2 separate regions of the Homo sapiens genome follow, and region 2 is linked to region 1. The links are chromatin loops, found by intact Hi-C in ENCODE. Cell type or tissue: PC-3. All regions are shown on one strand.

Evidence for each region. Peaks named below come from ENCODE experiments on the same cell type or tissue, not always from the same donor. Only the 100,000 strongest peaks of a DNase experiment are listed, where the experiment ranks them.
Region 2: it touches region 1 in a loop (2.8-fold over the local background); 1 of 110 quality-filtered maps calls a loop at or near these places.

Annotation. Positions count from the first base shown.
Region 1 is chr15:100,039,419-100,047,418 of GRCh38, reverse strand. All of the region lies in intron 18 of ADAMTS17 (ADAM metallopeptidase with thrombospondin type 1 motif 17), which reads left to right. Among named protein-coding and RNA genes, the nearest start is that of ADAMTS17, 300 kb to the left of the region's middle. In PC-3, CTCF peaks have their summits at 4,557 and 4,759 (motif pointing left); DNase peaks (open chromatin) are centred at 4,168 and 4,658; H3K4me3 peaks cover 2,643 bases; H3K27ac peaks cover 2,783 bases.
Region 2 is chr15:100,210,300-100,218,299 of GRCh38, reverse strand. All of the region lies in intron 7 of ADAMTS17 (ADAM metallopeptidase with thrombospondin type 1 motif 17), which reads left to right. Among named protein-coding and RNA genes, the nearest start is that of ADAMTS17, 130 kb to the left of the region's middle. In PC-3, no CTCF peak of the experiment used is centred here; no DNase peak of the experiment used is centred here.

The sequences.
Region 1 (8,000 bases):
AAGTTTTTATTAGGGATTTTCAAAAGGGGAGGGAGTGTGTGAATAGGGTGTGGGTCACAGAGATCACGTACTTCACAAGGTAATAAGATATCACAAGGCAAATGGAGGCAGGGCGAGATCACAGGACCACAGGACCGGGGCGAAAAATTGCTAATGAAGTTTCGGGCACCATTGTCATTGATAACGTCTTATCAGGAGATAGGGTTTGAGAGCAACCAGTCTGACCAAAATTTATTAGGCGGGAATTTCCTCATCCTAATAAGCCTGGGAGCGCTATGGGAGACTGGGGCTCATTTCATGCCTACTGTCTCAACCATAGAAGACGGCCACACCCAGGGGGGCCATTTTAGAGGCCTACCCTCAGGGGCTCATTCTCTTTCTCAGGGATGTTCCTTGCTGAGAAAAAGAATTCAGTGATATTTCCTCCCGTTTGCTTTAGAAAGAAAAGAAATATGGCTCTGTTCTGCCTGGCTCACCGGCAGTCAGAGTTTAAGGTTATCTCTCTTGTTCCCTGAATGTTGCTGTTATCCTGTTCTTTTTTCAAGGTGCCCAGATTTCATATTGTTCAAACACACATGCTCTACAAACAATTTGTGCAGTTAACGCAATCATCACAGGGTCCTGAGGCGATATACAGCCTCCTCAGCTTACAAATTGACAGGATTAAGAGATTAAAGTAAAGACAGGCATAGGAAATCACAAGGGTATTGATTGGGGAAGTGATAAGTGTCCATGAAATCTTCACAATTTATGTTTAGAGATTACAGTAAAGACAGGCATAAGAAATTATAAAAGTATTTATTTGGGGAACTAATAAATGTCCATGAAATCTTCACAATCCACGTTCTTCTGCCATGGCTTCAGCCGGTCCCTCCGTTCGGGGTTCCTGACTTCCCACAACATGTTTTAAAATTAGTTCTGTTTTCAAGCTATTTTATACCCAAGTCTTTTTAAAATTATGCACAGAAACCAGTAAAATGAAACAGATGAAATGAGAACTGCTACCACTGAATTGAGACACACACACGATGTGGCAGAGTGGGCCAGTCTACTCCGCCTTTTCCACCTCTCACAGTACGCCCTGGCTTCTCTGTGGAACTCCAGGGATAAGATTTTAAAATAAAGGATTCTGCTTCCTGTAACGATAGAGTAGCTTATATTGGACCAGCCCTCCTACAGATAACAATTAAGAACTCTGGAGACAGTATAAAAAGCAATTGTTTAAAAGCTAGAAAGCAGCCTAGGTGAGGGGGCACACACCTGTAATCCCAGCACTTTGGGAGGCAAAGGCGGGCAGATCACTTAAGGTCAGGAGTACGAGATCAGCCTGGCCAACATAGTGAAACCCTGTCTGTACTAAAAATACAAAAATTAGCTGGGTGTGGTGGCAGATGCCTGTAGTCTCAGCTACTCAGGAGGCTGAGGCAGGAGAATTGCTTGAACCTGGGAGGTGGAGGTTGCAGTGAGCTGAGATCACACCACTGCACTCCAGCCTTGGTGACAGAGTGAGACTCCATCTCAAAAATTAATTAATTAATTAAATCTAGAAAGCAGTTAGAAACTGAAGAGAAATAGAGAAATGGAGGAATAGAATGGCATGGAATTGAATTACCCATGTTGACAGCTCTTCAACCAAAGGAAGGCCCTAGTTGCATTGAGACTAGCTAAAACTCTGATAGTTACCCGCCATCTTTTACTGGTTAAGCCATCAGAGGAGAATATTCAGGGAAACCCATAGCAGCTGGAAACTGAGAAGGAAAAACTCCAGAAAGGAGGGAGCCACAGAGAGTGACTCCCAAATTCTGCATATATCTCAAGAATCTCTGGGAATTCTTAGAGACTAGGGCCAAATCTAAGAATAAGACAGGCCGGCCAGACTCCACATAGCACAGCTAAAGCTAGAAGACCTGAACTGAGACTGTAGCTGCTGCCCACCACAAGAGAGACAGTGCCTGGAGTTTTATTCCAGCCAAATTAGCTGCCTACTAAAACAAAAATTCAATATTCTTCTAAAATGAAACTCTAGAGCTGCATAGTTCAATATGGTGGTCACTAGCCACTCCAAATTGAAATCTGCTATAAATATAAAATATACATGAGGTTTCAAAGATTTAGTATGAAAAGAGATTATAAGTCTCAATTATTTTATAAAATATTTAAGATTATAAAATATCTTAATTTTTAACGTGATTACTTTGATTATAATCGTCCCAAATGATTATATTTGGGATGCATTAGGACAAACAAAATATATTACTAAAATTAAATTTGAGGTTATTTTAATGTGGCTTCTAAAAAAATCCAAATTAACAGGCTGGGCATGGTGGCTCATACCTGTAATCCCACCACTTTGGGAGGCCAAGGCAGGCAGATCACTGAGGTCAAGATTTCAAGACCAGCCTGGCCAACATGATGAAACCCCATCTCTACTAAAAATACAAAAATTAGCCAGGCATGGTGGCGTGCACCTGTAGTCCCAACTACTCAGGAGGCTGAGGCAGAAGAATTGCTTGAACCTGGGATACAGAGGTTGCAGTGAGCTGAGATCACGCCACTGTACTCCAGCCTGGGTGATTAAGCCAGACTCCGTCTCAAAAAAAAAAAAAAAAAATCCAAATTATATATCCAGTTCTCATCTTCTTTCTGTTGAGCAGTGCTGCTGTTGATTAGTGTATCATTCACAGTGTTCCAGGTACAATCCAAAATTACTAGTCATATAGGGAAACAGATCCATACTCAAAAGAGAAGGCCATTAATGGAGACTGACTGGAAGATGACATGTATGTTGGAATTAGAAGAAAAGAATGTTAAAGCAGCTATTGTAACTATGCTCAGAAACGTAAGAAAAGCTATGCTCATGGTCATGGAACATATAGGAGATCTTAGAAGCAACAAAGATATACTCTACAAAAACACAGTTTTAGGACTAAAAAATAAATACAATATCTGAAATTTTAAAAATTCACTCCATGGGTCTAACAACAGAGTAAGATGATGAAAGATTACTGAACTTGAAGATAGAGGATTAGACATTATTCAGTCTAGAAAATGGGAAGGAAAAAATTGTTGACAATGAGCAAGACTCAGTTACCTGTGGGATAGTATCAAGCATTCTAGCATAAGGGTAATTGGAGTCACAGAAGGAGAGGAGAGAGAAAATGGAGCAGAAAATAATCATTTAAGAAACAGTGATCAAAAATTTCCCAGGTTTGTGAAAGACAGATGAGAGGTAATCAGATCACATCTTCATGTTTCAACTAGATTCCAGATTAATTCAAAGTGCCATAACAGAGCCCTCTGATCATTGCAACAAGTGGGCAAGTATATCAAGTTCGTGATTTTGCCTCCCATGTATCTTCTAAGAGAGAACCATGCTGCACTGCAAAACTGAAACCAGAAGATCATGTAGGAAAACACCTACAAAACAAAGTGACATAAACAAACATGAGTGCAGACTCTATTAATGAGTGCCACAGAGCTGTGCTAAGCCTACGATAGATAACATCAAGTGTGTGTATTGCTACAGAAAGTTCAGAGTCATTCTGGCTTGATGGACCACAGTCCTGCCGTGTTGCCACGTTTGAGCCAAGTTCAAGCCAAATACACTTCAGACTAAAAGCAATTTCAGAAGCAAGTTCTTAGTATCTCCGTAGAACAGGGGTCAGCAAACTTCATCTGTATAGGTCTAGAGAATAAATATTTTTGCCTTCGCAGGCCACATGTGGTCTCTGGCATATTTTTTTCTGTATTTTGAGTCATAATCCTTTAAAACATGTAAAATTTGTTATTCGCCCTTGGGTTGTCCAAAAATAACCCCGCAGGCCAGACATAGCCCACACGTAAGAGTTTGCTGGCCTGTGTTTTGGATTATTGCTTACTCCCGTTTTGCCCACTGAGATATTGGCACCACGCTCTCAGCATGAGCCAGAGCTCTGCAGGTATTAGCTCAGGGAATGTATTTTCTTATTATACAAAGGAGGACGTGTTAGAATTCTGAATTTCTTTTTATTGTGTAACTTGATAAATATTCGATTTCTGCCTCCCCACCACTTCTCTTTCCCACTTCCTTACACTCCCTTCCTGACTGTAAAATCATGTGAATCAGACTTAAAGAATGAGTGGAATTACTTAGAGCAGAGAAGAAAATGAAATTGAAAAACAGGAGAAAATAGCACCTAAGATCTGCCTTAGAGACTGTAGACAGCAAGTGCCTGGCTCCCTGCCCCAGGCTGGTTTTGTTTGCTCATTTGTTGATTTGTTTATTCTGAACCATCTGACCTTGTACTTTTTCTTAAACTGGATATGCGAGTGCCATGACTCATCAAAGAGGATTTATTGTTTGGCTAAAGAAATGTATGATCTGATAATAGATTTTGAAGCTCTTGCAATTCCTAACAAGATAGATCCGTGCGTACATACATACACATACATATATACATACACACATGTAAATGTATCTACATGCACCATATACATATATATATGTATTATGTACAGTAGTTCCCACTTATTTGCAGTTTCACTTTCTGTGGTTTCAGTTACCCGTGGTCAACCATTGCCCAAAAATATTAAAAGGAAAATTTCTGAAACAGTTCATCAGTTTTAAGTTGCTTGCTGTTCTGAGTAGTGTCATGAAATCTCACACCATCCCGCTCTGTCCTGCCCAGGACGTGAATCATCCCCTTGTCCAGGGGATCCACAGTGTCTCTGCTCCCTGCTGGTTGTCACTCAGTAGCCATCTCAGTTAGATCAACTGTAGGGTGTCGTAGTTCTTGCGTTTTACTTAATATTGGTCTCAAAGCACAAGAGTGGTGATGATGGCAACTCAGATGTACTAAAAAGAAGCTATAAAATGCATCCTGTAAGTGAAAAGGTAAACGTCTTCAACTTAATAAGGAAAGAAAAACAAATGTATGCTGAGGTTGCTCAGATCTACAGTAAATGAATCTTCTACCCATGAAATTGTGAAGAAAAAGAAGAAAGAAATCTGTGCATAGTATATACAGGGTTCAGTACTAGCCTTATTTTCAAGCATCCACTGGGGGTCTTAGAACATATCTGCCACAGATAAGGGAGGACTTCTGTACAGCTATTATACACACACAAATATTTGGACAACAAAATTTGAATTATTGCATGGCACGATCTAGTTGTCATGAGTCTTTCATAAGAACCTATGGTTACATGGATTCATGCTAGTAAGTGAAGAAAAGTAGAAAACCTGACCTTAGGAAATGAGTGCCAGAAAATCGGGGAGATTGGACACACAAGTAAAAACTGCACCTGGGCAACAGGGTAAGGTGGAGATGTGGAGGGTCTGGATTACAAATGGCTGTTTCAGATGGGGTGGCATGAGTGGAGGACAGAGCCTGGAACCTGGAAGAAGCGCCCAAGAATCCCATGGTGTGAACTTTATTAAAGAAGCCAGAATGCAACCCACTGTTGAACCTGGCAAGGTGAAAGAGCCTTTCTATGTTATTGTTACTCTTTGACCTTTAAAGTGGCAGAGATGTTTGTCTTTTTCCTTTATACTTTCCTTTATTTCTCCTGATCTCCCTTTAATTTTCTTCAACCCTTTTTCCATTGAGTTCCTGACAGTTTCCTTTGCCTTCCCAACTGCACACCATTAGCACCACTTTATTCTAATCCTAGCTCTGTGGATACTTCTCCCAAACCCTGCTGTAACCATATGGAATCTGGAGTCTGACACGCATGGCAGATGGCGTCTCCCCAGCATCTCACACACCAACACAAAAACATTGACAAACCTGACCCTGACATTGGCAGGCATGGCAGAAATCACAGATCAGCCCAGCTGTTATGGCCATGGCCAGCAGCCTTCACCTTGCTAACCACAGTCTGCAGGGAAGAGGCCTCCCCATCATTCAGCATCCAAAGAGCAGTACTGTGTGACGAGACCCTTGAGACCCAGCCTCAGGTGGTCCTGGAGCAAGGAGGCAGGGGCTGCCAATGAAGTGGACACGTCCCGGAGCACAGACCTTGTGCTTTACCAGATTTAACATTTTTGCAGTCTTTAAGAGCTTATTAGCCACTTGAAAAAGGCCATTCCAAGTTATTAGATATTTCCCTATGGTATTTATGATTTGAACTTCTTCCCAGGCAGTACATGCTGTACTGTACATTGAATTAGAGTGATTCAGAAAAGAACATTCAACATCTTACTGGCAATTGAATTGAATAGTCATTTGCAAGGAAGCGTATTTGGTTTTTAAATGTGTTCTCCTTCCTCAATTATCTTAATCAGGCTGGCCTTATTTGGGGTTAAAATGGAATGGAATCCCTTTTTATTAAAGCATATTTTGTGTGTGTGCACGCGTGCATGTATGAGAGACAGAGAGAGAGACCATGACTTAAGAATGAAGCCTGGAATACGTGGATCTTTAGCTATTGCCACAATCTGAAAAGATATGGTTTTTTAATCAATTTCTTGCTAGTCTGAAACATAAACATTTTCTTTCCTGTCTTTTTCTAAAATAAAATAGGTAAATCTAATTGTGACTAATACCTGTGGTGTATTACATGCCTTGTTGATGGTATGTGAGTGGGGAGGAGAAATTTAGATTGCCAAGATGCTGGAACTTTTTCTGACACAAATTTCAGGATGTCACCTGTCTTTAAATTAAATGTTAAGTTTTAAAGCCTTACCTTATTTATCTAAATTAAGAAACATTCAAGATGGAGGACAAGAAAGCATTTTCAGAGGTTTTTTTTTTTTTTTGGTCATTTGACCATCCCTTCGTTTGATCATTACAGAGGATGAGAGAATGCCCTGGTACCAGGTTCACAGGTGACAGGATTTCTCCTGTTGGGAAATGCTTTGCATGTAGGCTCTGCAACCCATCAAAAGAGATCCTTCTCTCTTCCTGATTTTTCTGAGTAATAAAATATGAAAACCATCAAGCACTTGATGTTTCCATTTGACTTTTTATGTCACAGTTACAAGAAAGGACAAGTAAAGGGAAAAGGTGAGATTTAGTCTGAGGAATACTGAAAGAACAACAACAGCCGCTGCCCCAAAAAAGATTACAAAGCGATCTCTCAGAAATGAAGGGAAGCTGTGTATTCTCCAGGTTCTGGAAGAAACATCAGCCCACAGAAGAAATGGCTGTGCAGTAAGGGCAACAGTGGAAGGGTTCCTAGCTTGTGGAATTGCTGAGGGTTTCAGAAATGAGCTTGGATATGTTGGTGGCTGCGTCTCAAAACGGCCCTTTCCCCTTGGGGTCTAATGAAGGTCATTCTTGGCGGACTCCTCTGCTGGCTGACTCTTACAGCAATGAACAGTCCACAGATAAGAATGATTCTTTTCTCCTTCTGAGTGTATACTTATATACAAATACATTGAAAGTAAAAAGATGGAAAAAGTTATATCATGCAGACAGAAAGCAGGAGTGCTATACTAATACCAGACAAAAAGATTTTTTTAAAAAAACTACTAGAATACAGACATTTTATGATGATAAAAGGGCAATCCATCAGGAAGATACAACAATTATAAACATATGAGACCCTAAAATACATGGAGCAAAACTGACAGAAATGAAGGAATAAATACCTAACAGTAATAACTGGAGACTTCAATACCTCACTTTCAGTAGTGGATTTTAAAAACAAGGTGTATCAACAAGGAAATAGAAGACTTAACAGTATAAACCAACCAAACCCAATAGATATCTATAAAACACTCCACCTAACAACAGCAGAATTTGCACATGGAACACTATTCAGAATAGATCATACACTAGGCCAGTAAATAAATCTAACAAGCACAAAACAATAGAAATAATACTAGGTATGTTTTCTGGCCACCGTGGAATGACATTAGAAATCAGTAAGAGAAAGAAGTTTAAGAAACTCATAAGTACATGGAAATTAAACAGTACCCTTCCTAAACAACCAGTGGGTCAAATAGAAATCACAAGGGAAACTAAATCATATTTTGAGATGAATCGAGGTGAAGGCACAATATAACAGAACTTAGG
Region 2 (8,000 bases), 170 kb before region 1:
TTTATGGGGTGCAGTATGTTTCAGTACATGTTACATTGTGGAATGATCAAATCAGGCTAGTTAGCATATCTGTCATCTCAAATATTTATAATTTCCTTGTGGTGAGAAAATTTAAAATCGTCTGTTTGGCCGAGTGCAGTGGCTCACGCCTGCAGTCCCAGCCCTTTGGGAGGCTGAGGTGGGCAGATCACTTGAGCCCAGGAGTTTGAGACTAGCCTGGGCAACATGGTGAAACCCTGTATCTACAGAAAATTAGCTGGGCATGGTGGTGTGCACCTGTAGTCCCAGCCACTTGGGAGGCTGAGGTGGGAGGATGCCCTGAGCCCGGGAGGTCAAGGCGGCAGTGAGCACTGATTGTAGCACTGCAGTCCAGCACTTCACAGTGAGACCCTGTTAATCAGTCAATCATTCAGTCATTCCTTTTTTCCTTCCTCTTTTAGCTGTTTTGAAATATATGGTGTACAGACTTGTAAGGATTCTTCATGTATTCTGGGTAAAAGTCACTTACCAGATAGATGATTGGCAAATATCATTTCCCACTGTGGGAACCTTTTCACTTTCTTGATGGTATCTTCCGAAGCATAAAAAATTTCAACTTTGATGTAGTCATTTTTTATCACTTGTACTTTTGGTATCATACCTATGAAATCATTGCCTAACCCAGGATCACAAATATTTACTTTTTTGTTTTGTTTGTTTTTGAGAAGAGTCTTGCTCTGACGCCCCAGGCTGGAGTGCAATGGCATGATCTCGGCTCACTGCAGCCTCCGCCTCCCGGATTCAAGCGATTCTCCTGCCTCAGCCTCCCGAGTAGCTGGGAATATAGGCACCCACCACCACGCCCACCTAATTTTTTGTATTTTTAGTAGAGACAGGGTTTTCCCGTGTTGGCCAGGCTGGTCTTGAACTCCTGGACCTCAGGTGGTCCGCCTGCCTTGTCCTCCCAAACTGCTTCTAAGAGTTTTATATTTTCAGTCTTACGTTTAGGTCTGTGATCCCCTCTGAGTTAATTTTTGTGTATGATGCGAAGTAGGGGTCTAAATTCATTTTCTTGCATATGGATATCCAGTTGTCCTAGTACCACTAATTGAAAAGACTGTTCCTTGCCTGCCTTGTCCGAGATGACATTTTGGTGGGAAACACAGGTATTTTATATTGTGGAACATGAAGTCTCCTGTTTATTTTTCCTATCAGAAAGATGTTGCTGAAACACAAACCCATGTCTCATGTCCCTGTTGTCTAGTTATAAATTTAATATCAACTCTTCCTCTTCAAAACAGCATTTTCAGCTTCAGGAAACTAATTTTATTATTTTTAGACTTGTGTTTGATTAAATACATGGGAAGTCTAGAGCAGGAAGGCACCCTGACCTCACAAAACAGAAGAACATGTGATGTTTCCAAGAAGTGCATTCAATGTGTGTTTCGAATCTAATCTTAGTAAAATATTGTTACTTAATTATTATGAATTCACCTATCTCAAAATCTGAAAAAGTTTTGTGAAGAGTTCTCTTTCCCCTTGATGAGCAGGGGTGAATTGTTAGGTGGGCCTGGAACGTCAGGACCTAACCAAGGTGGGCGCCATAGGCCTCTGGATAAAGCATCCCGGTAGCTTGGTAGACAGCAGACTGTGTCAGGATAGGTGTCAGCATCGGGAAAAAGGGTTCCGTGAGCTTGTCTTTAAAGGCAGTCAGCGCAAAATCCAGGTCAGGCAAGGAGAGCAAAGGTAAGGAGGCACAGTGCGGTTCCAGACGTTGTAATACGCTGGTATCTTGTCGTGGCCAACCTTGTCCTGGCCCCCAGCGCAGATAAAGAGAGTGGCCTCTGATGCCGGTGAAGGTGGTGTTTTCCCAGTCCCCAGCTCTTTGCTGTTCTTCAGCTTTCCAAATGTCATGTTGATAAAAGCATTTAGAGGTTCACAGCCTCTACGCTGGCAACTAAACTGCCGATCATTGTGAAATTGTCCTGTGCCTTTTGGCACAGAGTTTTGGCTTGAGAAATACTTTCTGTTAAACTTTAAGAAAAAATTTGGACTTGGTCAAACTAATTGCAGTGTTAGATAATATTTGTTCAGGGTTTACTCTGAACATTGCTTCTTCTCTCATTATTCATTTAATCCTCAATTCCACGAGGTAGGTGTTCATCTCATCTTACAAAAGGGGGCACAAGGCTTGGGGAGATGAAACAATTGCCATAGTCACCCAGGTGGGAAGTGGCAGAGGGAGACTCAAATGCAGACCCCAGTCCAGAGCCTGCCCTTCTCACCCCGCTCAGACTCTGCTGGCACAAAGAGAAATCTCCCTGTGGCTTACATTCCCAAGAATGGCCAAGGGAGCTGAGGATATGTTAGGAACAGGGACTCCCGAGTCAGCTCTGCTCTTGTAAGCACAGTCTTGGTTCTCCTGGGGAGAGTCAGCGACACCTAAACTCTGAGTTTGAGTTATTCATCCTCAGGCAAATGGTGTCTTGGAGGTCGCTGGCCATCCTGCCAGCAGCAGGATGTTTTGATACTTGTGTCTTCGAGCGGGAGAAGGGAAATACACTAGCAGCTCCCTTTGCAGAGGCCCATTTGCCCTTACCTACAGAGCAGCCCAGGGGCCTTGTGCATCATCCTTACACCTGGGGAGGGACCAAGAAGGGCACTCCAGGGTCTGCTGACTGAGTCACTTAGGCCAGGCCAGCCCTAGACTTCCCTGACTATCAGCCAGAAGGCCAACTTGTTACCCAAGGGCAGCAGTGACCAGGGCAGGTATCTTAGGGGCTGTCAACTTCTCTGTTGGCCATGCAAAGACTCCACGTGGAGTTGTCTATAGTGCACAAGCTCAGATAATGAAGGAGAATCGGTCATACTGAAATCAAGGCTAGCAGTGAGGTTCCTTCTGCCATGACAATGGGACAGTTACAAGGCTGGAGCTATCAGAAGAACGCCAGACATTCGGGCCCTAATCCATCTGGTAGATGTTCCAGACGAGATCCAGACATGAAATCTAACAAAGAGTCCAGGAAAATCGTCAGCTCATCTCACAAGCAGCTGATCTTCCACATCAACATCTTGCTTCACTTTGGGAAGTTTGCTTCACCAACTTCTGGTTTAATTGCTGGCCTCGCCAGTCTGTCTGATTTAGTATTGCTACTGCGTTCCAAACGCAGGCATGAGGGCTGCCTCTGGCTGTAGCCGGAACCTGCCAGGCACAGTGCAGGGGTCAGGAAACAGCAGTCCACATTCTTGGGTTGTTATGTTTTTGGATGGGAGATTCTGTATTGAGAGGGTTGGAATTAGTCTTTATTTCATGATACCAAATGGAGGTGTAAAAGATCTATGGGACAATAGAGCAGAATGGGCAGTTGTTTCCTCCTAAAAGAGAGTTGTCTCTGCAGGGCAGTAATGAACTTGTCACGGGACAGTGCAACAGCAAAGCTTTACTCTTTCATGGTGTCGTTGTGCTCATAGTGATAATCGAGGACCGTCTCAGGAAGTGTGCCGTGTCGCTTGTGCGTATTTGGAATTGGGATGACTAGCTAAGGAACTAATACAGATACCATTAAGAAATGATTTCAGCCTCCTGCGTGGATGGTGGGCCGAGCAAGTGAACCTAGAACATTCTGTGATTTCCAGTGCCCGGAAGAATAGAGCATGGCCAGGTCAGCAGTACCATTAAGAAGTGGCCAATAAAAGTGCGTATGCAATCCCATGCTCCTCCAGAAGATAGTCTTGAAGGATGGATCCCATTTTATTCCTTTAAAAAATTTATTTTGCCTTTTCAAGTTTTTTATTATTATACTTTTTTAATTAAAAAAACATAATTACCACAATTACATAATTACTACAAATTACAAAGGACTACAGCAAGACTAGAATAATGAATGAATCACTTCAGCCTGGAAAGCAGATACTCCCAATAATATTAATGTTATAATACAAGCTCATTCAAGTATTTTACATTTCTTTTGTCCCTTTTTTTGGCCTTTTAAATATGATATCTTAGCACATAGCAAAGATAATGTGCGATGAGCATAAGGTAGAACCTTCTTCACAAAGCCAGATGACAAGTTTTCCTCTCCAGTGAGAAATGGGTTCTAAGTTCCTATCTTCCCTGTCGACATGGCTGAAGGGGGAGACGGTGGGGTTGGGGAAAATCCAGGGACTCTTCCACATGGGAGCTACTCCGGGGTTCCATTCAGGAGGGCGCCAGATAACTGAGATAACTCTATCCAGGCTTTTTTGGCAAAACAAACAAACAAAAAACAAAAACAACCCTCACTCTCCGTAACTAGTCATCTTTCTTGCCCCTCCTCACTTTCAGGGCCTTCTCAGCAGCTTGCTTTCTTTTGTAAATTCATCAGAAAGGAGAAAAAAAGAGCTACCATGGAACAAAACAAAAACATTTAATAACTTTGACATAGGGGCTCAGCACCTCTATCTGACCCTCAGGGGTCCCGGCTGGGACGGGGCCAGATGGCCCTTCTCTACTGGTAGTGCGTGTGCTCCCAGGTGCAGGAGAGGGCAAAGGAGAAACCTGCCCCTTGACAGGGCTGAGGCACACAGACCTTCTGATGTTTGATACTCAAAGGTTATGTTGGCATGGATCAGCCTTGGAAGGGATAGGATGAATAGAAGGATCTAGGCAGGCTTTTGCTTTGCGTCTCAGGTCTTGGATCCCATTTTAAAATGATTCTCCTGCCTTGTCTTCAAGTTTTGTTTGGTGAGTTGTTTATGTTAGACCGAGAGAGAGTGATTTAGGAAAATAACACAGCTCTTTTCTGTTCCCATGCTGACGGGCACTGGCATGGGATGTTCCCGGGGTGTGTGTGGTGTGTGTGCTGTGGACGGGGAGGAAGCCGTAAATGCTTCTTTGGTCTTAGACCCTGACAGAGTGGATGTTGACATCGATTTTCTGAGCAATCATGGTGATTTGTCAGTATCCATCAAATGGAGAACACCATCAACAAATGGCTTTTATATCATGTTTTTCCTCTTATCAACCCAAAACAAATCCAGTTTTTAGAAATACTAATTTTCAGAAAACAGAGAGAGCTTGTTACATTTGTAAGCATATACTCTGCTGTGCCAAGTCCATCTCCATGGATGTTCAATTCATGTTCAATTCAGTTAAACATACCAAGATACAATAAAGGCCCTGCAGTTGGGACCAGGGAACAGGTATTGGCCTTGTCCAAACAGAATAGAGTGGTATATATAAAATTTGTATTTTATATATACACACTCAAGATTATACCTTTGTAAATCATATATATGTTAAACTACGGATATGTGCATATCCCTCAGCTGTTTTTCTTCTTTTTTTATATTATTTACAATTACAGGCTAATTTAAATTGGATGCTTAACTCAGGGTGCTTTCTAAATTAAATGCGTGCACCTGATTGACAAAAAGGTACGCGTCACCCTATGCATTACCTTGGCTGATTCCCACTCCACTCCACCCCACCCCCGCCCCAGGCATAATAAAGAGTCAATTTGGCTGCTCTTTTACAAGTGACATTGTTGGTGAATAATGTGAGACCTTTCCTCATGTTTTCTATGTGTCGGTTAGTTGAGATCTGGCAACGAAAAGCACATTCTACAAAGCATTTTTGGTTATCACCTTCTGAGGAATGCTTGGGTAACCCCTAAGGGCTGGAGGATAATTTTCCCAGGATCTTTTGGTCTGACTTGGCTCATCAGAGAGGGTTTTTTTTTTCCTAGGGAATGTCTTTGATTACATTCTGGGATTCCTGTGTTTAGTGTTTTTAACCTTTCTGAGGTTATGGATCCCTTTGGAAATTAGATGAAAGCTATAAAGCTTCTTGCAAGAAATACACACATGCATATTAGCTTTTGCAGTCTCAAGGGTTAAAGACATCTGTACGTGAGCCTTGTTAGTTTGTGTTTTAAAAGGAAACTCCCTGGACTTTGAATCGTAGTTGGCAGGCTTCTCCTGTCTTCCCTGGAATGCGTTATGCACGGGCCTGACTGTGAGTCTGTCTCCCAGGCTTGCTGTACATTCCCTGGGGGCAGAGTCCTCTCTACCTTTGCTGCGGTTACAGGGGATCTGCAGCCAGACTGGCTGGGTTCAGTGAATTCTCCTACTTGGTTGCAGCATGAGCCTGGGGGATTTGCTTACCCTCTTGGTGCCTCAGTTTCCCCATGTGTGAATGAGGATGATAATAGTATCCCTTCGTGGGGTGGTGGTACGTGCACATGCATGTGTACATATGTGTGCATACACATAAGAGGCTACCGAGATTCCTGTCAGCAGGGACAGGTGGGTGGGCACAACAGCATGGAAATGCAGCCTGGATGGTGACCTGCCACTTCCCAGGATATAACCACTTCCTGACTTCTACACACCTTTCAGCCTTTCTCAGTGGGTCAAATTACTTCCTAAAATGGCCAATATACCAATTTATATTCTCTTTAATAACATCTGGGAGTCTTTAATTGTGATAACCTTGCCGGTTATTGTCAGAATTTTTTGTTTTGTCAACATGCTGGGTGTGAATTGATATCTTCTTGTGATTTTATTTCTCATTTCTCTGGTGACAAGGTAGGTTGTATATCTTTTTAAATCTTTGGTTTTAGGAATTGAAAATGTCTTCATTATGTCTTTTCTTCGTCTTTACCTTTGTTTATGGTACCTTTTATGACATAGAAGTTTTCAGTATGGATTTAGCTAGATAGCCCAATCTTTTTTATGATCTTTGCTTCCTGTTTCTTGTTTTAAAAATTCTTTGCTACTCTAGGAACATAAAGACCTCCACTACATTTTCCTCTGACAGATTCGAAGTTGTTTCCATTCTTGTGTATTTCATCCATTTTGAGTTTGTTTCTGTGTCTGGCATGAGGTTGAGAGTTTAATTCATTCATCTCCCTGTGGACACCTGTGGTCCCAGTGCCATTTATTGAACAGTCTATCATTTTCCAGTTATTCAATATTTTTAAAAGTCAGGCAATTTGCATTTTATGTAAGCTCTTCTAACTTTTTTTTTTTTTTTTTTTTTTGAGATGAAGTTGTCTTGCTCTATTGCCCGGGCTGGAGTGAAGTGGCACAGTCTCAACTCACTGCAACCTCCACCTCCCAGGTGCAACCGTTTCTTCAGCTTCCCAAGTAGCTGGGATTACAGGCACAGGCCACCATGCCCTGCTAATTTTTGTATTTTTATTTATTTATTTATTTATTTATTTATTTATTTATTTATTTGAGACTGAGTCTCGCTCTATCACCCAGGCTGGAGTGCAGTGGCGCAATCTCGGCTCACTGCAAGCTCCACCTCCCAGATTCACGCCATTCTCCTGCCTCAGCCCCCGAGTAGCTGGGACTACAGGTGCCTGCCACCACGCCCAGCTAATTTTTTGTATTTTTAGTAGAGTCGAGGTTTCACCATGTTAGCCAGGATGGTCTCGATCTCCTGACCTCGTGATCCGCCCATCTCTGCTGCCCAAAGTGCTGGGATTACAGGCGTGAGCCACCGCGCCCGGCCAATTTTTGTATTTTTAGTAGAGACGGGGTTTCAGCCATGCTGGCTGGGCTGGCCTCAAACTCCTGACCTCAAGTGATCCACCCACCTTGGCCTCCCATGGTGCTGGGATTACAGGCGTGAGCCACTGCGCCTGACTAGCTCTTCTAATTTTCAATTGTTGGTGACTGATTAGAATTTTCATTTCAATCCTAAATGGGCCAAATAAAACATTCCTGCAGTTGAAATCCTTCTGTGGCTGCCAGCTTGCGGTCTCTGATGTAGTGCTTTAGGACAGGACCTGTGGCCCTGAAGACCTGAGATTGAATCCCAGCTCCACCCCTCATTTGCTGTTTGACCTCGGATGAGTTGTTGACTTCTCAGAGTCTTAATTTCCTCATCAGTAGTACTGCAAGGATAATAACAATATGTACCTCACCAAGTGGTGGTGTGGATAAAATGAGATCCCGCATGGGACTCTTTAGTGCAGGACCTGGTACACACATAGTAAGTGTCTGACAAATGTTAGTGTTGATCAGCAGCC